Regions from separate parts of the Homo sapiens genome. Here region 2 is linked to region 1. The links are chromatin contacts, found by Hi-C or POLR2A ChIA-PET in ENCODE. All regions are on one chromosome and are shown on one strand. Each heading gives the region's core, a stretch centred on a gene start or an enhancer-like site at or near the end of the contact. The rest is flanking DNA. Distances are from core to core; before and after follow the strand shown. Region 1 overlaps KATNIP (katanin interacting protein). Region 2 overlaps KATNIP (katanin interacting protein).

The links. Hi-C counts contacts between places; a loop is a spot of excess contacts on that map. ChIA-PET counts read pairs that join two places held with the same protein, here RNA polymerase II (POLR2A). Pooled maps may share reads with other maps.
Region 2: a map of prostate gland shows a loop between it and region 1 (2.0-fold over the local background). The contact joins two enhancer-like sites. A Hi-C loop is called at or near these places in 3 of 168 maps with a recorded cell type or tissue (dorsolateral prefrontal cortex, endothelial cell of hepatic sinusoid and prostate gland) and 1 of 50 pooled maps. POLR2A ChIA-PET finds 5 or more read pairs at or near these places in 2 of 52 experiments (OCI-LY7 and activated B cell).

Annotation. Positions count from the first base shown.
Region 1 is chr16:27,687,365-27,694,788 of GRCh38, reverse strand. All of the region lies in intron 8 of KATNIP (katanin interacting protein), which reads right to left. Among named protein-coding and RNA genes, the nearest start is that of KATNIP, 140 kb to the right of the region's middle. Within about 2 kb of position 5,013, at least 2 of the 41 ENCODE cell types and tissues checked have a DNase peak (open chromatin) inside an H3K27ac peak, as active enhancers do; they include dorsolateral prefrontal cortex, where a contact is called at or near this core.
Region 2 is chr16:27,775,670-27,782,397 of GRCh38, reverse strand. KATNIP (katanin interacting protein) reads right to left here. Exons shown (of 28, transcript NM_015202.5): 25 at 5,369-5,470; 26 at 4,628-4,788; 27 at 4,429-4,517; 28 at 2,054-3,824. The coding sequence ends at 3,769. Among named protein-coding and RNA genes, the nearest start is that of KATNIP, 230 kb to the right of the region's middle. Within about 2 kb of position 3,093, at least 3 of the 41 ENCODE cell types and tissues checked have a DNase peak (open chromatin) inside an H3K27ac peak, as active enhancers do; they include dorsolateral prefrontal cortex, where a contact is called at or near this core.

The DNA of each region.
Region 1 (7,424 bases), core at 3,764-6,263:
GTAGGGTCTCCCTTGTCCAGGCTGGAGTGCAGTGGCACAATCTCGGCTCACTGCAACCTCTACCTCTGGGGTTCAAGCAATTCTTGAGCCTCAGCCTCCTGAGTAGCTGGGACTACAAGCATGCGCCACCATGCCCAGCTAATTTTTGTATTTTTTGTAGAGACGGGGTTTCACCATGTTGCCCAGGCTGGTCTCAAACTCCTGGACTCAAGTGATCCACCCACCTCGGCCTCCCAAAGTGCTGGGATTACAGGCATGAGCCACCGTGCCTGGCCTGGAGATGTAAATTTTACATAGGCAACTGGATTGGATCATTTAAGGGTATCAAAGATTGGTATTAATGTTGGCCTAAAACAAACTAATGAAATTTACAGGTATGACATCTTGGGGGATCTATGTATACTTGTGACCTGGTACAAGGCTTTCTGAAAAACAGCATGCTTCCATTCTCAGGACCTTAGCAAACCATCAGCTGTTGATTATTAAGGGCTCCTGTCGAAGCACTTGACTCTCTTGCTACGCCCCATTAGAATGCTGTGTCTGAATGTTCAGGTAGCAACATCAAGAATGTCACTGGCAGGAGAAGGCAGGAGACACCTGGAGGCTCTACTGGGCTGCTTTCCAGGACAGCCAGGCACTGGGCTGATGGGGATGATGGTAGGTTTTTATGGGAATGCTAAGCTAAAATGAAGGAATAGCAAGTTCTGCCAGGCACCCAAGAAAGGGGCTGTGAGTGCAAATGCCCCAAGAACCATCTCAGTGTCACTGAATGCCAGGGGCCGAGTGCCACTGAATAGAAGCCACCTACCTCCCAGCTCCAGACAATCCTTGCCTTATGGGACTGTGCTCCTAGTGTTACCAAATGCTTTTTTTTCCCCCAAGAAAAGCTACCATCTGAAATATATGTGAAATCCCCTGAATTTTATTTGTTCATAATGTCTTCCAGTTTCTAAGAAATGTTGTAAGGGCCAACAGAACCCACTGGCTGTTCTAGTACAGGCCAGGGCACGTCCCAGCTGCTCCCTGAGAAGGGTCAAGGCACCTAGAGGAACCTTCACAGCACCTGTGGATGGCTGCTCTGAGCAATAAACATCAAGTGGGGCCAGGCGCAGTGGCTCACGTCTGTAATCCCAGCACCTTGGGAGGCTGAGGCAGGTGGATCACCTGAGGTCAGGAGTTCAAGACCAGCCTGGCCAACATGGTAAAACCCCATCTCTACTAAAAATACAAAAATTAGCCAGGCATGGTGGCGGGCGCCTGTAATCCCAGCTACTTGGGAGGCTGAGGCAGGAGAATCGCTTGAACCCGGGAGGCAGAAGTTGCAGTAAGTCGAGATCATGCCACGGCACTCCAGCCTGGGCCACAGAGCGAGACTCCATCTCAAAAAAAAAGAAAAGAAAAAATCAAGTGGGCCATTTTCAGACTTTGATGTACTGTCTCTTGTCATCATCCCTGATGCTGCTCCTGAGGACAGAGAGGTAAGGAGCTGCCAGACATGTGAGCCAGGGATTCTGCTCGCCCACTGGAGGCTGCTTTGCCCTTCTCATCTGTCACTTGGCCTGCTGGGCAACAGGAGAGATGAGAAAGTAAAGCAAACATGGGCTGAGAATGAGGTTTGGAAGAAACTCTGTTTAGCAAGCTATGTTGCAGATTCTTATTGTTATGGAAACAAGCAACAGGTAAAAGGATGGGGAAGATCTCACCAGTATCTTCCTTACTCAGTGCAAAAAGGATCAGGTCCTGAAATAGCCAGGAGGACCACAAAAGGAGTGAAGGAAGCTGAAGGATGTGGTTTTGAGCTATACTGGAGCTGAAGCCAAAACACCCCAAAGTATAGACACACCCTCGCCCCTAACGCAGAAATGAGTTATCCACAAAGTCAAAGGTACTTCGTTACCAGGCTTACGACCTGCACTATGCTGTGAGCTTCTTTGGTTGAGTGAGATGCTGCTCTTGGTGTGGGAGTACAGGGGTCGGAGGAACGGGCACACTTTCTGCCCTCATTGACCTTGTAGTCACAAAGCAGAGACAGACATGGGTCAGGTACATGCAGAGGGTAAGGGGCTGCTCATGATGGGAGGGGACGCACTGTCATTTGAGATGTACCATCTGGGAAGAGGATATCTGAGTGGGGACACGAAGGCGGTGAGCCCTGGGAATACCCTGCTCTTCCCTTCGCCTGGAACAGCAGGTGCCAGGCCCTGGTAGGTCAAGCTCAGCACACTGAGGAGTGGCAAGGGGGCTGGAATGGGGGGCAAGGGGAAGGATGGTTAGCAACGAGGGTGGAGAGGTTGCGGGCTCAGTTCTTGTAGAGCCTCAGCTACTTCATGAGGTCATACCCATCTTGTTTACTGTTGTATCCCTGACACCTGGCATTATAATTTTTGCTAAATGGATGGATGAAAAATGACTTAAACCCCAAACCTTGTAAATCTAAGTATTTGTGAATATCACCCAACCACATGGTTCTCTCCATCATCTGTAGTAAAGCACAGTTGAAAAAATCAAGCTCCCTTTAGACCCTATAGACAATTCCATAAATAAGGGACCAAGATTGTGTCAAAGCTAAACAAATGCACCAGCACCTGACACGTGGGGTGCAAACACCAGCATTGGTAGAAGGCTTGGGCAGCACCAGGACAAGTAGAACCTGAAATTCACAAGCTCATTCACCATTTCCCGCATGAAGCACTTATAAAATTTGTCTAAAAAGAACCATGTGGTGACCCTTATCTTTTTACTGCCAATCTTTGGGCAAGAGCCTGTTCCTCTTATGCCTCATCAGTCTGGGGCTGGGATGGAACAAGAGGCCTCTGAGATAGCTTGGAAGCTCGTCTCATGACCTGTGAGCAGGCGGGATGATCTGTCCTTGGCTGCTGCAGCCCTATGCTCACTTCCTCTTGGACAAGGAGAGTCACAAAGGCATCTTTCTCCAGTAGAGACCAGTTTTATCTGCACAGACCCTTTTGCCCCTGAGCGTCTTTCATTTGGGAGGAAATGCTCCTCCAGCAACATGATCATCAGGTGCTGTCTGTGCCCTTTGAGTCATATTATGCTAAGAACATGCTTTTAAAAATTAAATCACCCTTTCTCCAAGTGAAGGTCAATGCTGCAGCTCCACTACCAGAGCTTTTCCCATCCTGGCTTTCCAGAACCGTCCTACATGGCGCCCCAGTTCTCCAAAATCACGTTCCCTCTGTGCACTCCCTCACACCGCACACACGTGCACACGAGGTAACCACCTTTTAATTCTTTTTGATGCTCTCATCGCTCACTTGGGCGAATGCTAGCCTGAATACCCCATGATGGTGGATTTATTCCCATCACAGACCTAGAGGATGGTGGATCTATTCACACAGTCCATTTGTGCCACCAGCAAAAGCCAAATTGCACATTTTAACTTCTCCCAAACTGCTCTTTTCTGGTTGAGAACCATCCCTCTTCCGATAACTTTGCTTTATCTTCACTTCACCAGTGTTTGGCTTTCTTCTCTCTCACAGAGAAACAAAAGGTGTATCAATTCAGGAAATTTACCATGAATGCAACACATGTCACACAGAAGACGTGAGGGCACGAGGCTGCCGGTCGGCTCACCAGCCACCAGCTGTGACTTGAAAAGCTCAAATTCAGAGTCTCAGCAAAATTACCCCTTTCTACATGCAAGGGGCCTTGGAGGTCACCTGGGAAGCCACCGAAATGGCGAATATGAAATTTAAGGACAACAAGGGTCTATTATAGCAATCATAAACCGGCAGCCCACAGGCATAACCTGCCTACAGAGATGTATTGTGTCACTTTCACTTTTTTAGAAAAATTGAAAATAGATGCCAAGCTCAAAAAAAAAGGAAATCCACCTGAAAATTGGGATTCCTGGCATCTCCTGAAAAGTAATACCATCTGGCAACCCTGGAACAGTATTCATATGTGGGAACCATCGGCTGGAGCTAGGTGATGGCGCCCCCTTTCGACAGGGCTGAAATGCTCCAGTTTCCACAGTGCACCCCACTCCCTGTGGTCACATGCCTGGTAGGCCTTGAAACTGTACACTATGTTGTGTGGCAAAAAGTCCAGGGAAATGGTAGACATAGCCTTGTTTTGTCTTCAGATGTCCACACTCACTTCTAAAAGCCAAGAGGGAGGTGGGGAAGGGAGAGTGTGCCCTGGGACAATGTTCTAGGCCTGAGTGCTCCAAAGCCTCCATGCATTTCCAAATGGGCCAACGTCATCAGGCTACCTGCTTCCTATGGCATCGGGAACTGCAACAAGTGGCCACGAATTCCTCCCACCCCTGTATGTGGACCGCTGCAATGTGGTTTTGCAGCATTTTCCATTAGGAGCTAGTGTCTGTTTCTCTAGCTGGGCTTGGCCTGGTGGCTTTCATTTTATTTTTATTTATTTTTCTATCTATCTATCTATCTATCTATCATCTATCTATCTATCTATCTATCTATCTATCTATCTATCTATCTATCTGAGATGGGGTCTCACTCTGTCACCCGGGCTGGAGTGCCATGGAATGAGTATGGCTCACTGCAGCCTTGACTTCCCTGTGCTCAAGTCATCCTCTTGCCTCAGCCTCCTGTGTAGCTGGGACCACAGGCATGCACCACATCACCCAGCTAGTTTTATTATTATTATTATTATTATTTGTAGAGATGAGGTATCACTTTGTTGCCCAGGCTGGTCTTGAACTCCCAGGCTCAAGTGATCCTCTCGCCTCGGACTCCCAAAGTGCTAGGCTTACACGCATGAGGCACTGCAGCCGGCCCTGCCTGGTGACTTTCTTTGGCTAACAGGACATTAGCAATCATGACCAAGCAGTCTTTAAAAAGCACCCAGGCATGGGCTTGTCCTCTCTTGCTGCCCTGAAATCACCAGTGCTAGAGAATAAGACTCTATGGGGCCAAGATGGGCTGTCCTAGCCAAGGTCCTCAGGACAAACAAAACTGCCAGACATGTGAGTAAGGCTGTCCTAGACCATCTGGCCCAGCCACCTGCTAGCTCACTACAGAACAGCCCAGTCCACCCACAGACTCATGAGCAATCATAAAACGGTTGCTGTTTTAAGCCACTACATTTTGGGGTGGGTTGTCAGGCAGTAATAGTTAGCCGACAGACCTGGCTTGTTAAGGCCTGTGTTCTTCTCATCTCTAAAGCTGCTTTTGGGACTTTTCTTGATGGCAGGTGCTGTCTGCAGCCCTGTCATCATTCTGCCACTGTCTCTCCCTGAGCCCAGGAGTGCGGGTGATTTTCAAGGACAGCAATCAAGGCCCCCAGACTAAATGACTTCTACTCTTGGATGTTACAGTCCATTGCTCTACACTGCCTCCGTAGAATCTGTGGCAAAATGTCCTATGTGGTTGACTTTTTTTTTTTTTTAGACGGAGTCTCACTCTGTCATCCAGGCTGGAGTCCAGTGGCGTGATCTCACTGCAACCTCCACCTCCTAGGTTCAAGTGATTCTCCAACCTCAGCCTCCTGAGTAGCTGGGACTACAGGCACATGCCACCACACCCAGCTAATTTTCATATTTTTAGTAGAGATGGGGTTCTGACATGTTGGCCAGGCTGGTCTCAAACTCCTGACCTCAAGTGATCCACCTGCCTTGGCCTCCCAAAATGCTGGCATTACAGGCATGATCTACTACGCCTGGCCACCTATGTGGTTCATTTTTATATGAAATGGATAGCAGTGGCTTTTGTCTACCTGGCACTATGATCTTCACAGCACCTATGGTTTCCTTCAGGGAACCATTCTTTCCTCACCTTTCTCAGCCTTTTGGGTGGCTATGACCCCACTCCTGGCCCTGGCTGTAGTGGATCTTTGCAGATCTGACTCCACTTCTGGCTCAGCCTGGGCCATGCCAGACTACCTCTCCCTGACCATGGAGGAGGGAGGCTGGTTCAGGAGAGAGCTGGTTCTTGAACTAAGAAAAGAACTGTCTCTCTCACCTGGGGATTGCAAAGCAGATAGTAAAGGAAGCCTGGAGCCACTGGGGGCCATCTCTAGGCCATCAATGAAATGCCTGCCTGGTAGTAACTAGAGACATGGGTCTCAAAGTGTGTTCTCTAAACCAGTAATGTCAGGATCGCCTGGGAACTTGCTAGGAATTAAAACACTTACCTCTACCTCAGACACACTGAAGCAGAAATTCTGGGATTGGGGCCCAATAATCTGATTTATTTTATTTTACTTATTGAGACGGAGTCTCACTCTGTTGCCCAGGCTGGAGTGCAGTGGTGCGATCTTGGGTCACTGCAACCTCTGCCTCCCGGGTTCAAGCAATTCTCCTGTCTCAGCCTCCTGAGTAGCTGGGACCACAGGTGACCGCCACCATGTCCGGCTAACTTGTATTTTTAGTAGAGATGGGGTTTCACCGTACTGGTCAGGCTGATCTTGAACTCCTGACCTCAGGAGATCCACCCTCCTCAGCCTCCCAAAGTGCTGGGATTACAGGTGTGAGTCACCATGTCCGGCCAATCTGATTATTTTAATTATTATTTTATTTAAGAACAAAATAGAGACAAGGTCTCACTACACCGCCCAGGCTGGTCTTGAACTCCTGGGTTCAAATGAGTCTCCTGCCTCAGCCTCCCAAAGCGCTAGGATTACAGGTGTGAGCCACCATGCTTGGCCAACAATCTGTGTTTTAATTGGCTTTGCAAGTAATTCTGATGCATGTCCAAGTTTGAGAACCACTGGGCTAGAGAAGTGTAAAGCTAAGTGATGAAACAGCTTCCCGAGAGACCATCTGAGCACCAGGATCCCACCATCCCTGAGGCCAATTCTACTATTCTGGAATTTTTAGGTCTGTGAGCAAGACATTCTCCTTTGTTGCTTGGGCTGATTAGGGTTTCTGTCACTTACTGTTAATGAACGCTGGCTAATATATTAAGAGTCTCTGGACTTTGGCAGAATGGTCTTGCTGTTGCAGGTTTTCCTGACAGGAACACTAAGTACAGGGCTGTCAAATTCCTCTAATTCACTCACACTGAGGGGTGTTGCTTTATTTCTGTGGTTGGCAGCTTGTCTGGGAAAAGTGGTTCAGATATATCACTTCCCTAGAGCACTGTGACAACTTGGACAGTAAACTTTCTGCATTAAAGACTAATGTTCTTTCACCCTCAAGAAGACAACAGGTTTCTAGAAGGAGATTATATTAGCTTTTCTGGAAGGCTTACGGATTGAGGTTGGAGCAATAGAGGACATGAGGCCCTTTCATTAGAACTAGGGACAGTTGCAGTGATAGAAAGGAATGAAGCTCTCTTGGAGTTGCATCACACACACATTTAATTGACACAAATTCAATTTTATGGGCTTAGTCTAAGAAAAAGGGGCAAGGGGAGAAATAACTCTTTATGGGGTACAAGCAAAAGGTTACACTTCTGGAATAGCAGACTATCTAATTCAGACCAACCTCTTGC
Region 2 (6,728 bases), core at 1,844-4,343, 90 kb before region 1:
GGCCCATTTCCAGTCACCTATGCCAGGGAGCCAACGAGCCCTGACCCCTGACAGTGGCAGCCTGGGAGTCATTTATGTCTCTGTTTGTTGGGGCGCTGGGGGTCGGGGGGCGTTGCACAGAATAGGAAGCCTCAGCATGTGGAGGGAAAGGAGGACGTCTGTTTACCCACAACAGCTGAGTGTGGGGGCTGCCGCCTCCAGGACCCAGAGGTGTCACCTGATGGTCGTCCTGTCTCTGCCCATCTGGGGGCTGAGGAGTGGGAGTGACAGGCTAGGAAGGAGCCCTCTCTCCTTTTTCCTCCCTGGAGAGGGAAGAGGAGCTGGGAGATTCCAGCCTGGGACATTTCTTGAACCCCAGGCTGGAGGTGGGGCAGAAAGGGAGGCCCGCTGAGCAAGCAGGATTGGTGAACGGACCGGGGCCTGCCTGCGGACGGGTTTTATTCAATACTTGGCTCACTCAGTGTGTGTTTGCCTGTTTGTTGAAGTTGAGCCAACATTTAAAAGTTAGATTTCACATTAAAGATAAAAGAAACGCCTGGCTGTCTGGCTTCTCTTAGAAACCTTGAAGACCGAGCCGGGCGAGGTGGCTCACGCCTGTAATCCCAGCACTTTCGGAGGCTGAGGCGGGTGGATCACGAGGTCAGGAGATCAAGACCATCCTGGCTAACATGGTGAAACCCTGTCTCTACTAAAAATACAGAAAAATTAGCCGGGCGTGGTGGCGGGCGCCTGTAGTCCCAGCTACTTGGGAGAATGAGGCAGGAGAATGGCATGAACCTGGGAGGCAGAGCTTGCAGTGAGCCAAGATCACACCACTGTACTCCAGCCTAGGCGACAGAGCCAGAGCCAGACTCTGTCTCAATTAAAAAAAAAAAAAAAAAAAAAAAAAAAGAAACCTTGAAGACCGGATGTTGCTGGCCCCTTGGATCTGAGGTGTGGCTGACCCCTTCGAAGGGCCTGTGCCGCCGTGTCAACCACGGTCCTTGCAGGCCAGTGTTGACATCACTCCCTGACATCACTTGTCTGGCCCCTGAATAACAGGACTCCACCCCAGGGCTCTGGCAGGGGCTGGAGAGGCTCAGCAGAGCTGAGAGGCTGGGACACCCCTGCCGGCCTCCCACTCTCACAGAGGGAATGCTGGAAGGTCTGGGCTGCCCTCGAGGGTCTCCAGGGCTGGCCCAGAGATCCTTCCACCAAAAGGAGGGAGGGCGACTGCTTTCCAACACTAGCATGGCTGGGCACAGCCAGGCCCGTCTCTTAGGAAATCAGAGGGAACAGGGGGCATGGAGCAGGCCGGCCGGAGCCCCTGCTGTTTTCCCTCTATGCTTGGGGCTGGGCCTCTCCTGGCTGGACAGAGGGGGCTCTCTCCTCTGACCCACACAGTGAAGCAAAGTAGGGTTTCTAAAGGACTCTCCTACCTGCTGCCAGTGCTATTGCCGGTGCCTGAACTGCAGTGTGACCCTCCTCAACTGAGCCCTCTTTCCACTCAAGGGCTGCTTTATCCAGAAGCCACAAGCTGCCAACACTCACCCCTGGAGGCAGCAGGGGCATGGGGGTGGGCAGGGAGGAGGTCCAGGAACTGGGGGTCTGGGGGCCACCATTCCAGGATCCACACATGGTGAAGGGAAACCCCAGGGCCAAAGACCCAAGTGTTGTCACCCCCACCTCAACTCTCCAGGGGCCCTCTCAGGATTTGTGCATTGGCTAATAGCTTCCAAAGCTGTGTGTCCCAGGAAAGCTGCACAACCTCTCTGTGTCTCAGCTCCCTTATCTGTAAAGTGAGGATAATAATAGTGCCCACCCCAAAGGGTTGTGTTACGTGGATTAAACAAGTTAGAGCCAGGCATGTAATCACCACTCTCTATGGATGAGCTACTGTTGTCTGCTCATACGGCAGGACAATCTCATTGAGTAGTCAGGGCGAGATCATGACCCCATCTGCAGCTCAGTGAGGGCTTCTCTGTGTCACTCAGCTCCTGGAGGCAGCATGGACTCCCCATCTGACCCCAAATCCGGTGACTCGGACTATATTCTTAATAACATCTTTTATTAATTTTGCAAGAGGAAAAAAATAGAAATTTATTTTAGAGTTAAAGCTTGTACAGCCTTTTTTTCCCCTCCTAAATTGCACAGTACATACGATTATTATAAACATCAGCTGCGGTTCTGGGAGTGAGCTTGTGTCGTGTTAGTGCCATCTCCCTGACAAATCTGACCTGTACCCACATCTCAGCTGGGAAGGAGTAGCTGGGCCTCCCTTTAATGCAGCGGCACTGGTTTGGGTCACAAGAGCTGGTTTGATCAACCCCTGACTCCCCCTGGCGGGAGGTGCTCGTCACATCTGGGAGCTGAGCAGAGGTGCCGGGGGCTTGGAAGCTGGAGAAATGATGGATCTTTCTCCAGGAGAAACAATTCTTATCTTCACATCAGCCCCGTGCTCCAAATGAAAAGCGCGTTTGCATAGCTGCTCGAGCCCAGGCTGCTAAGCTCATGAAGTATTTGCCGGGGCTCTCGGTTGCATAGGAACGTACCTCGAGTACAGTACTGCGGCGGGCCGGGCTGGGCGCCAGAAAAACAACGGATTAATATTTGCAACGAGAAATTACCCACTACTGGGAAACCAATTAGGTCCCTGATCCGAGCTTGTTACATCGATGCATATAGATGCGTTCTGGGCTTCACTCGGCTGGGGGTGCAAGGCACATTTCCAACTCGCTGGGAAGTGGCTGAAGGGGGAGAAGGGGTGGGGGCCTGGGAAAGGAGCACCTCACTGCCTGCCTCCAAGGGCACAGGGGCAGAGACAGAAAGCAGCCACATCAGTGAGCACAGCCGTGATCAGACCAGGAGGGACATGTGGCAGAGAGTGCAGGGAGGGCCTGCTCAAGGGTGAGGGGAGATGGGGGATTGTCCTCAGTGTTCCCCAACACCTGCATCCAGAGGGCACTGGGGTGAGTTCTTCTGGCCCTCTGGGGTCTGGAGCTGCCAGCCTGCTGGCCACCCACCCACCCTTCCTGGCCCGGCAGCAGCACGCAGATGATACCCTGGCCTGCCAGAGTGGGCCCAGCTCTTGCCAAGGTGGATGGCGGGTGGCCCAGCTGACTTCCTTCCCTCTGCAGGATGCACACAGCCTTGGCCAATCCCTTATCAGGCCCGATGAGAGGAGAGAGGCCCCTATACCGGGATGAGAGAGGGTCTTGTGGACCCCTGTAACCAGGAAACTACCCCAACCTCTCAGCCAGCTCCACCAGTCCCCAAATGAGACAAGGATGCGCAGGGGATGGGGGGTGTTGGCCGCTGAAGCTCAGGTTTCTGAAGGCAGTCTCCCTGGGCAGTGCCCTGCTTACTGGAGTTGCGGGGTAGGGTCTGGTCTCCCACTGTCCTGCTCAGCCATTCTCTGGGCCCTCTGAGGCTGGATGGGATGCCTCCCCACCCCGTCATTGTCCTGTTCTGAGTCAGGGTCAGCCCAGGCCCTAGTGGTCATGGGCCCTGCTTTGCTGGGTCTCACAGCAGAGGCATGAAGGCGGGTGTCCTGGGCTCCCTGTGGCCAACCCAGAACTGCAGGGGATCTCTTTGCCCTGCAGCCACAGCCATCTGTCACTCTGGTAGTATCCAGGGCTGTCCTCCCGAGTCCCCTCTTCCCAGCGGGCTCCCCTCAACACTGTGGTTCGCTTCCAGCTCCTGGGACTGAGGGTGAGGGACGCAGGCACTGAGTGGGGCTGCTGACGGAGCCCACCATAGTGGGAGGACCAGCTCTCCCTCCTTCACCAGTCAGCAGCGCCGTCGTCTCGTCTCCTTCTCGCTGATGCAGGTTTTGGGACGTAAGGCTGTCATGACAGGGAACAGAGGGACCAGAGTTACTAAGTCTCAAACCCTGGAGGGGTGCCCCACACTCCCCAGTGAAATCCAGCAGCCTGGGTTGCCATTCAAGGCCCTTGGAAAAGTCCCTGCTCTCGGGGCGCCTGGCACGCTGGCCCCTTCCCTCCGCCTGGAGCAGGCTCTGCCACAACACCCCTCTCAGCCTTTGCCCAGGCTGCCTGGCACACTCCTCACATCCTTTAGGATCCAGCTCAAACATCACCTCCTCCGGGAAGCCCTCACCTTGGGCATCCTCTATTGGTTTCCCACGGCCCGGGGCAAACCCCTTTAACATGGTGCTCTGTCCCTGACTGCTTCCCCACTCTGTGCCCACGACACTTAGATTCAGGAAGCTCCACTGTGTTACAGGTGCCTGCAAGAAGATGGAAGCATGTTGCTCCCCTGGTTCCATCCTCTTCAGTCCCTCCCTAGGCCTTTGGGCAGGCTCCTGGGCAGAGGAGAGCGGTCTAGGGGCAGGCAGGGGTGAGGGTGGGGGTGCAAGGCCACCAGCTCCTTCTATATTCAGACCGAGCTCCCAAGGCACAATGCTCTGGGCAGAGAAACGCCACTGACCTGGGTCAACAACGCTCTGCTTCCGTTTCGCGTTGGTAATGATTTGGTTTTCATTCATCATCTGGACATCTTGATCCTCGGCCTGATTACTGAGGGTAGGAAGGAAACACAAGATTCGATCAGGCTCCTGGCCGTGTGTCCCAGCCATCCATCCTCCTTAGGGCTGGTGGGGAGGCCATGGGGCCGGCTGGGGCCCTACCTGATGGTGGTGTGTTTCTCCTGGTGGCGGATGTCCCTGTCCTCGGTGAAGAGGATGGTGTGGTAGGGCACGGTGGGCTCACATGTGGGCAGGATGCCCCCCACCAGGTGGCTCACCATGGCCAGGATCCCATTGTACACAAGCAGGTCGTCCACCAGGAGCTGCAGGGACACGGGGCAGGACTCATGGGTCCCCCTCGTCCCTCCCACGTTGACCTTGGGCAGAACGCGTTACTGCTCTGAGCCAAGGCTTTCTCCTCGGGAAGACGGGGCTGTCAGGAACAAGCGCCTACTGTGTGCTGTGTCTGCCTTGTGATTTCAGATCTTCACAACCATTGGGAAAGGCAGGAGCTATCAGCATGCATTGCAGATGAGGAAATTGAGGCCCGAGGGGCTTTAATACCATTAGCACAAGTGGCAGAGCTGGAGGCAAACTTGGGTCTCTGGTATCCAGGGTCCCTGTTTTCCCCATCCCAGGGTCACCGCCCCAAACCAGTGGGATTCTAGAGGAAAAGACGAAAGAAAACCCACTTTCTATTTGCTCAGGGTGACACTGAAATCACTGCCAGCAGGTTCTGAATTCATGGTTGGGTGGGAAATTCGCCTGCATCTGACGACCAGGCATTTGTGTTGAGGGTTGCAACAGAGAGAAGTAAATCAAACTGCGACAAATGATAATTGCCGGCGGCCTAATTACCAACGAGCATAATTATCTCAAAAAACTCAGCTAATAAGTACTTACGCCAAACTCCTTCACCCCTCGATGGGGTGTTTTCGCATAATTCCACAGTTTGATCATTGACACGGTGGTAGGCAGATCGAAAATCACATAAACCCGGTTCACCTGTCAGAGAGCGGCACTAATTAAAACAGGCATGTTTGGAAACAGAGGCGCTTGGCTGGGCTGGGGGTGCCAGGCGTGGGCTGGGGTGAGCGGTGGTGCCCAAGGCAGCGCCTGCCACGTGGGCCAGCCTGGAGTTCCGCCCCCTTTCATCTCCTCGAAGCCCATCTTGAGTCAGGTCACGTGTGGCTGCATTTGCAACAAACCGCTGAGCTGGCTTTTGGAGGGCCTGTGTTCTTGGGCCTGTCGGAGCCCTCATTTAAATGCCAGTGGAGGATTGGGAACATCCTCGGCCCTCCCCCACGTCCCCTCAGGTCAGGCCCAGAAATAGTCTAGAGCCCCATGAGCTAAAGGGACAGTCCCCAACTCGGGTTGAGCACCAGCCATGGTGATCAGCATCTGACCCTGTCTGTCCTTTCCCCAAACCATCACTGAGAAGCAACGCCAAGGTGCTGCTGGACAATGTCCAGGGCGTGTCTGTGAACCTCCGCTGGGGGAGTAAAAAGGGGGCTGTCTAGATCGGGGCAGAATCCAGTGGGAAAAGTGGGACGGAGCAGCCTCAAACAGCCCTCCCTCTCCCCACCCCCAACCAAAGCTCTCAGATATTAGGGGAGGCCCTCCCTTGCAAGACAGAATCAAGAAATAAGCATTCCACACTGGCCACAGACTGCAGGCTCAGTCCTGCCCCAGGCCCTGGTCCCCAGCCTGTGACCATCCTCAGAATATGCCAAGAGGGAGTGCGGCTGCTCGGGTAGGGCCAGCCTCCTGGCTGGACCATGGAAACAATAAAGGTCAGGGTGAGGGTCTCCAAACTCAGTTGCCTGTGAGGCTCAAGCAGATACAGATGTTGGAGTCCAGCCGCGAGAGCAACAGCTGAAGTCGCCGCACCCCAAAAGGCCTTCCAGTGCTAGACAATGGAAAATACCCGCTGGCCGTCAGTGGGTGGCCTGAGTCTCAGGGAGGACAGAGCTCTGTTGCCCCCTCTGCAATGGGGCAGGGGAAGCTGAGGACGCTCAATAGGGGGGGTCTAATTTTAGGGTGGCCTTTGGAAAACTTCCGTCATAGAATTGCTGATGCTGTACCTTCCTGTGTTTTCAGAGAAAAAGGTGCCCCCGATCCCCCACTCAGTCCCATGGCATGGACAAGGGACACATCCCTAGTCATATGGCTGCCAAGAACCCGCTGTGCATCTCTACCAGGCACCTGGCCCTGGGCTGAGAGGCTGCAGGGGGGCTGACCACCCCGTCCATGCCCTCTCCCC